Regions from separate parts of the Homo sapiens genome. Here region 1 is linked to region 2. The links are chromatin contacts, found by Hi-C in ENCODE. All regions are on one chromosome and are shown on one strand. Each heading gives the region's core, a stretch centred on a gene start or an enhancer-like site at or near the end of the contact. The rest is flanking DNA. Distances are from core to core; before and after follow the strand shown. Region 1 holds the start of MCM10 (minichromosome maintenance 10 replication initiation factor). Region 2 overlaps FRMD4A (FERM domain containing 4A).

Region 1 (3,987 bases), core at 130-2,629, 500 kb after region 2:
CGGCTAATTTTTTGTATTTTTAGTAGAGATGGGGTTTCACCGTATTAGCCAGGATGGTCTCGATCTCCTGACCTGGTGATCCGTCCGCCTTGGCCTCCCAAAGCGCTGGGATTACAGGCGTGAGCCACCGCGCCTGGCCGCTTTTTAAAAATTCATTCAACCAACATTTCCACGGATCCCTCATGTGCCACACACTGTGCTATCTACTGGGGAACCTATTGGACAGTAAGCTTCCTGAGCGTTAGGAGCAAACTGTCTCGTTCAAGTCTGTAACCGGCCTTGCCTTCCCCCAAAATGAAACTGTGCACCCTCCCTCGCCCTCAAATCCACGGCCACTGACAAGTACTGTGGTCCCATCTCCAAAACACTGCTCAAATCTGCCACTTCTCTCCAACTTCACTGCCAGAACCCTAGGCCAAGCCACCGTCAACCTTTAACCCAATGACTGTGTTAGCTTTCTATGTTGGTCTCTTTGTCCCCGTGCAATCTGTTCTGCATACGACAGCCACGGTAATCTTCCCTTTCCTTAGTAACCTTTAGGAACATAAATCAGATCATGGGGGTCCCTTCATTGAAATTCTTTAATGATTTTCCATTGCCCTTAGAAAAAATCTACAAAGCCTGCGAGGCAATGATTCATATTCTCTCTCTCTTTCCAAGCTTTCTACTCCCTCACATTTTCCACAATCCACCACGTCCAATTCTACCCACCCCGACACCCATAACGATGCTCCAGCCGGGCCAGCCCGCTTCCACCTTCTGGAACACACTAAGCTGCTTTGAGGTCTCAGGCTCTGTCGAAGAAAGCTCCCCCCAGGTCCTTCTCGCCCTTCGGTCTCCACTTACTCATCTTTCTGAGACTTTCTGGACCACCCTGAGTCGTCCACTGTCGTGCATTTGTTTACTACCTGCTCGTGCCTTTAAACTGTAAGCGCTGTGAAGGCAGCGGAAATGTGATCCGAGCCATGCACACCGTCCGCATTCAATAATCATTGGCAAATCATGAATACGAGAAACCAATGAATGAATGAATGAATGAATGAATAAAAGAAAGCCCAGGCGGCAGGCACTTGGCAAGCACTTAAAAGGCTGCGTTTAAAAGGAAGAACCCGATTCCTTAGTAGACGGCCAGCAACTCCCAGCCCCCGGCCCGGCCATGCCAGCTCCGAGCGGTCCCAAGCTGCCGCCAAATCCAGATCGCGCCCACCCGAGCTCCCGGGACCCCGCGCCTCTAGCCTCGGACCCCTTGCAACCCGCGCAGAGACGTGCGAGGCGGCCCCGGCCCCGCCGCCCGAGGGTCACACGCACGCCCGGGGCCCGCGCTCCTCACCCGATGCCGGGACGCCTTCTTCGTTCACAGCTGAACCCGCCAAAATTCCAACCGGATCCCGCCCCTGCCTTGACGTCAGACGCACGCGGCTGTGGGGCAGCACTGACTGGCTACGCCAGCGAATCCCGGCCCTGGCACAGAGCAATCGGATTGGTTTACGTCATTGGACGCCCTCTTTGTTGGGGGCAAGGGACCTTCCTGTCGGTAGAAGCCAGTCTCCTTTAGGTAAAATAGAGTGTCTGGCGCCCCCTGGTGCCGGGAAGTTTAAGTCATCCCACCCAGTATTTTCCCTGCGGTCCCATCCCACCTCAACTCCTGACGCTCTGGGACCGACTGTTCCTTTGTCAGCCTTATGTCCATTCGAAATGTTTGGGCTCAGGACCAAACAGATCCGGTCCACTTTTACCCTGTCTGACCTTGGGGAAGTGACTTATCTCTCTGAGTTTCCCCTTCACCATCTGTGCAGTGAGGGAAAGGGTAGATGACATCTTTTACACTGAAACCACCATTTCCCGAGTAATTCCTGTTCCATAGATTTTGGGACTTCTAAGGGGCGTCAGGGCTGAAGAGAACTTATCAGCAGACCATATCTTTCACAGATTTTTTTTTCAGTAAAATTCAGGCCTCTTTATGTATTTACATTCTAAAAAATAGTGTTTGTACATAATACTAAGAACATAGTTTCTAAATGCAGAATAACATTTAGCTTTTACATAATTTCAAGGGATTGATAGCAGAAGAGACTTTGATGGACCAAATGGCCACTTTAAGTCTTTCCCCCCTTTTCCTCCTTGCAGACACTGTTCAGGCACTGCAGTTCCCCCACTAATAATCCCTTTGGTATAAGATCCTATCTCTATCCACTACGTACTTTCATTTTCAGAACAATTAAAATCGACTTTAGGAAGACTGAAGATAAACAGTCCTGATGCCATCTACGTTGACTTTTTTCTGTGTCCTAATGGAATATTACTGCTCCATTTATGAGCTCAGCCCTATTACTTAAACCTATATTGGCTCAGGAATAGGAATACAACCATTTCTGAGAGCTGCTAGTGTTAAAAATTCATAGTAATGGAGGAACTCTAGTAATCAAATTGAAAAAGTATGTTTAAATGCGTACTTTTAAACATACGGCACTAAGGCCGGGCACGGTGGCTCACCCCTGTAATCCCAGCACTTTGGGAGGCCGAGGTGGGTGGATCACGAGGTTAGGAGTTCGAGACCAGCCTGGCCAACATGGTGAAACCCCATCTCTACTAAAAACACACACAACACAAAAATTAGCTGGGCGTAGTGGTGCGCGTCTGTAATCCCAGCTACTTGGGAGGCTGAGGCGGAGAATCGCTTGAACCTGGGAGGTGGCGATTGCAGTGATGAGCCGAGATCTCGCCACTGCACTCCAGCCTGGCGACAGAGCCAGACTCTGTCTAAATAAATAAATAAATAAATAAATAAATAAATAAATAAATGCATCACTACATCTAGTTATTAAAAAAAAAAGATTCGTCATAGATTTATTCTTAGCCATTATGCAGAAATTCCTTGACTAATTCTGATCAGTACTCTGAAGTTCTTTTCTTCACCTTCACTTTCCAGGTCCTCTTTGCATCCAGTTCCGGGCAAGGAGTCAGAAACAGAACCAACCTAAGCCCGCAAACCTTCCTTAAGTGAAGAATCAAGCACTTTTTATTGGAATTAGTATAGTGGTGACTTTGAGAAAAGAAGTGGAGGTGATTTTGAGAAACAATTAGGCAAATAGATTTTTTAAAATCCATTGAATGTGGCTTTTCCGTGCCGATAGCGCTCACACAAACATTACGAAGTTTCCTAAAACCCGCCAGACTTTCTATAAGAAGTGTGGCAAGCACCAACCCCACAAAGTGACACTGTACACGAAGGAGAAGGATTCTCTGTATGCCCAGGGAAAGCGGCGTTATGACAGGAAGCAGAGTGGCTATCGTGGGCAAATTAAGCCGATTTTCCAGGAAAGGGCTAAAACTACAGAAAATTGTGCCAAGGCTTGAGTGCGTTGAGCCCAGCTGCAGCTCTAAGAGAGTGCTGGCTATTAAAATATGCTAGCATTTTGAACTGGGAGGAGGTAAGAAGAGAAACGGCCAAGTGATCCAGTTCTAAGTGTCATGTTTTCTTTTATTATGAAGACAATAAAATCTTGAGTTTATATTTTTAAAACATCCATTGAATGTGGAGATATTAGCGAGAAGGAAGCAGAGAGGGGATGGGGAGACAGGTTTAGGATGACTGTTAGGTTTCTGATTTATACAATAGGGTCGTTTTTGAGGTTGTGCACTGAAGTAGGAGACATAGGAAGAACGGAACAGGTTTAGGGGAGAAGATAGATTTAGTTTTCTATTTCAGAATGAGATGTATGAGAGATGCTGATTAAGAAAGGCACGGTAGCCAGCTTGATCTCCAGATCTGGGGTTCTAAGGAGAGGCCTGGACTCTCCTTAGAATACAAACGAAGGCCAAAAAAGAACAGCTCTGACAGTTATCAACATCTATCTAAAATGAAATCTAAAGCAAACAGCCCATATTGCAGTGGTCCTTAACCTTTTTTGGGCGGTAGGAGGATGTTTATCACAGACCCCTTTAATGTATTAAAAGTGGGCCGGGCACGGTGGCTCATGTCTGTAA
Region 2 (3,869 bases), core at 1,346-3,845:
GAACACACCCTCTGTTGCTTCCCAAGACAGTAGTGAAAGTAAGAGGGGAGATATCCCAGTAGATACACACTCAGGCTGGAAAACTGTCTTATTATTTCCCACTGAACTCTTAAAACCTGGCAGTTAGGATATTTTCTTGGGAAATTCTTAAAAAAACAGAACTGATCCCTCCCCCAACCCCCATCACCACCATACGTCGGGGAAGAAAGAATTCCAAACCCAGAACCATGTGAGAATACTCCTGTGGATGTTTAACCATCGTACTGGGAGGCGGGTACATTAATTATATGGAAATATATTAAGTGGCAGTTAATTTTTTTGCCCTGTATGGAAACCTCAGGCAGGCAGTGATAAGTGGCTGTTCAGATGGAAAGCATGAAAGGTCCACACTAGTCATAGTAATAATGATAATTGCAATAATAATAATGATTGCTCTTGATGTGAGGAAAGTCTGGCGGATTATTTACCCAGTCACCTTGGCTGTGCTATTAGAAATCAGATTGGAATATATTTGTCTGCTTCATTACAAGCCGGGGACGCCATTGGGCTACAAGGAAATGGGGGGCTTGAGCATCAGAGATCCCAGCCCTGCGGTTGGCCTCTGAGTATCCCAGTCTCCCCTGGAAAGGGAAGAAAAATTGAGAGATTCCTTGGTAGTAGAGGGGTGCCTGGAGCAATAGGTAATGTCACGGGGTAATTTTGAGATATCATTCCGTGATTCCAGCTTCTTCCCCGTGTTCCAGATGCAGACCCCTGGACTTCCTCACAGGTGTCGGCACATCCTTTTGCCACAGTCCCACTGCAGGGTCTCTTTCTGGGGACTCTTCCTTTACTGATTTGAGGGCAAAGGAGGAGTGGGTGCATAGTGGGTGTCCACGGCTGGGGGACTGAGAATTAGGCTGTGAAACAAGTCGCTGGAAATGGATTTAGGGGCAAGTGAATGGTAGTTGGTTGGTTGTAAGGTTTGCTTCTGTGCTTTTTTCCCCTCCACCTCCCATGTCTGCCTTCCCTGTGAAGCCTGAATCGTTCCCTCCTCTCTCTTCTCAATGCTGACCTGCCCTAGCCTGAAGTCCTCATTCATCCCCCTCTCTAGTCTCTCTCCCTTCCTTTCTAGTTTTAGAACACTGCCAGGTGAATAGTTCTAAAACAGGATTTTTCACTCCGACGCATCCGTGCTTAAGACATCGCAAAGTTTTCCTGTGGCTTTTCAAAATCTCAACTCGGAATTCCAGGCCCCCATCAGTCGGGCTCTTGGCTCACATGGTGCACACAGAAGGCGGCTGTGCTGGCCAGAGCTCTGCCCTTACTCCCCCTGCCCCTCCTCACCAGCCCCTGCCTGGCCAGATGTGCCTGCAGCTGGTACCCTGCCCTCAGGGCCTCCACACTTTGGTTCAAGCCCTTCCTTCCTCCTCCTCTTTGCCTGCCCACTGCTCAAGCCCCTTCAAGACCAGCCTCTCCCACAGCACCTCCTAGACTCACTGAATTTGCTTTTTCTGAAAGTCCTCTAGCGCACTGACGTGTTAGATCATTTCTTTCCTGGAGGCAGGGAATCATTTATTAATACATAATCTTTGTAGCTCATCTCCTTAAAAAAGTTAAGGCAGTTTCAAAATTAAAATATAGAGGAAGAGATTAAAAGAGAATAAACACAGCTCTGGGGGAAAAAAGCAGAGTAGACACCCGATCCACCCAGCAGGTATTTACAATGGACATATAGACCCTCATTCATTTTTTCTTCTCCAACCAATGGTTATCAAGCACCTACTATGTGTCGGCTGAGGATCTAGCAGCAGATGAAACAGACAAAACTCTCCCAGAACTCAGACCCTCCCACAGTGAATCAGATGCTTAGCATCTGTTGAAAGACAACTTAGCACTACAGCAGTAACTACATTTTGCTGTTTAGTGTGAAGCAGTCATTTGTTGGTGGTATTTAATGACGTTCAGACTTCACTCCATTCGTGTCTAATCAAAAGTGACGCATCTCTTCCCATGCAATCCCGCCTGCAGTGGAGGTTTGGCTTGCCCTGGTTTGGTTTGACTCGTCTTGACTTGTCTTGGCAACTGGGGAAGAGTTTCAGGGTTTCTCATCACAGGGGTGAAGGTGTGGGTTTGGCTGTGTGGCTCCAAGGTGCGGGTGGAGGGGTGTAGGGGTTCTGTCTCAGCCTGTGGGAAGGATGACCGGGGCTCAGTTCCTCTCTTCCTGTCTTTGTGCAGAAGACTCTCAGGTTACCAGCACAATATCCCCCCTACATTCTCCTCACAAGGGACTCCCTCCTCGGCCACCGTCGCACAACAGGCCTCCTCCTCCCCAGTCCCTGGAGGGACTCCGACAGATGCACTATCACCGCAACGACTATGACAAGTCACCCATCAAGCCCAAAATGTGGAGTGAGTCCTCTTTAGATGAACCCTATGAGAAGGTCAAGAAGCGCTCCTCTCACAGCCATTCCAGGTGAGCTGCATCGTGAATGAGGCCAAATGAGGCCTCCCTCTATGCTCTGGAAGAATCAAAGGGCCGTCCCAAGTAGCATCCACGGTGACAAAATCCACATCAACCTAGTTCCTCCCCGTGGGGTTTGCCTTTCACGGGGCCGTGCTCACAGCGCCCTCTGCTGCCGACACTGTTGAGGTACATTTTTGTGACTCAGAGAAATTGGGGCTTTGGCCCACAATCAACGTGATGGCAGATGGTTTGAATGCTGTTAAATTCCAGAGGAATTAATTAGGAAATCTCAGGCAGCGCTATTCTGAAATAGCAAGTGAAAGTCCACTCGGAGCAAATGCAGAGTGGTTCAGAACTCTACCCCCTCATCCAGCAGAATTCTCCAGCCAAGCAGCTGTAATCCAAGCTGTGTATTATCAGCTCATTACCGGGCTGACTTTGTAGGGAGGTTTTTTTTGGGGGGGAAGGCATTTTCGGTCTGCTTCTCTGTTTTTCCCATTTCCTTTAATCACCCTACCAAGCTCCAAGGGGGGTGCCAGGACAGGTAAATATTTGTTTCTTGGAAAACAAAAACTGTAAGGGCAGGACCGTCACACTGCCTGACACAGAGAAGGCTGACCAGGGTTTTCCTCTCATATTGCCTAGGTTGGGAGGGGGGAGGGCATACCCCCTGCTGGGGAAAGGCTGAGAACCACAGTAGAGGTCTGACCAAGCGAGGTGGGAGTCACGGGCGAGCTTTCCCCACATGCTGGGATCATTGTCCTGAACTAGCCAGCCCCCCAGGAAAGGTGCTGTCTGTCTGGCGGTGACCACGTGGCATCCTTGGCTTTGCAGCAGCCACAAGCGCTTCCCCAGCACAGGAAGCTGTGCGGAAGCCGGCGGAGGAAGCAACTCCTTGCAGAACAGCCCCATCCGCGGCCTCCCGCACTGGAACTCCCAGTCCAGCATGCCGTCCACGCCAGACCTGCGGGTCCGGAGTCCCCACTACGTCCATTCCACGAGGTGAGTCTGCCTGGCCTTCCTGCTCAGACCAAGCCTTCCTTTTTAAAATTGGGCATTGTCAGCCCCAAGCTGGCCCAAATAATGGATGAGCTACAGTCAGACCTGAACCTGGGAGGATAAATGAAGCGGAATAAAAAACCAAGCTGGCAGCAGTCAACCCCCGTTAGCCAAGAGACCCATGCACAGGGCACTTGGAGTCAGCCAAAGAATCCCCGGGCTTCTGGAGACAGGGAGCATGGAAAGTTTCCTAAGCAAAGCAGAGGCCACAGAGGCTGGCTGGGTTAGCATGGGAAGAGGTCTTCTATCTTTCTACTGAGGCCTAAATTTATACTGGACTTCCTTTAGTGCCTCAAAATGTAAATTCATAAAGAGCAAAAGAGCCAGGCAAAAATGAGGCTTCAGTGAATCACACCTTCTGTTT

Evidence for each region. A loop is a pair of places that touch in the nucleus more often than their neighbours do. Pooled maps may share reads with other maps.
Region 1: a pooled map shows a loop between it and region 2 (8-fold over the local background). The contact joins the promoter of MCM10 here to the enhancer-like site in region 2. A Hi-C loop is called at or near these places in 6 of 50 pooled maps.

What each region holds. Positions count from the first base shown.
Region 1 is chr10:13,158,950-13,162,936 of GRCh38, reverse strand. MCM10 (minichromosome maintenance 10 replication initiation factor) reads right to left here and starts at 1,379. Exons shown (of 20, transcript NM_018518.5): 1 at 1,331-1,379. It also overlaps the pseudogene RPL36AP36. RefSeq lists silencers at 1,115-1,294, 1,317-1,630.
Region 2 is chr10:13,658,902-13,662,770 of GRCh38, reverse strand. FRMD4A (FERM domain containing 4A) reads left to right here. Exons shown (of 25, transcript NM_018027.5): 20 at 2,218-2,455; 21 at 3,281-3,448. Among named protein-coding and RNA genes, the nearest start is that of PRPF18, 74 kb to the right of the region's middle. RefSeq lists enhancers at 2,064-2,123, 2,454-2,503. Within about 2 kb of position 2,595, at least 15 of the 41 ENCODE cell types and tissues checked have a DNase peak (open chromatin) inside an H3K27ac peak, as active enhancers do.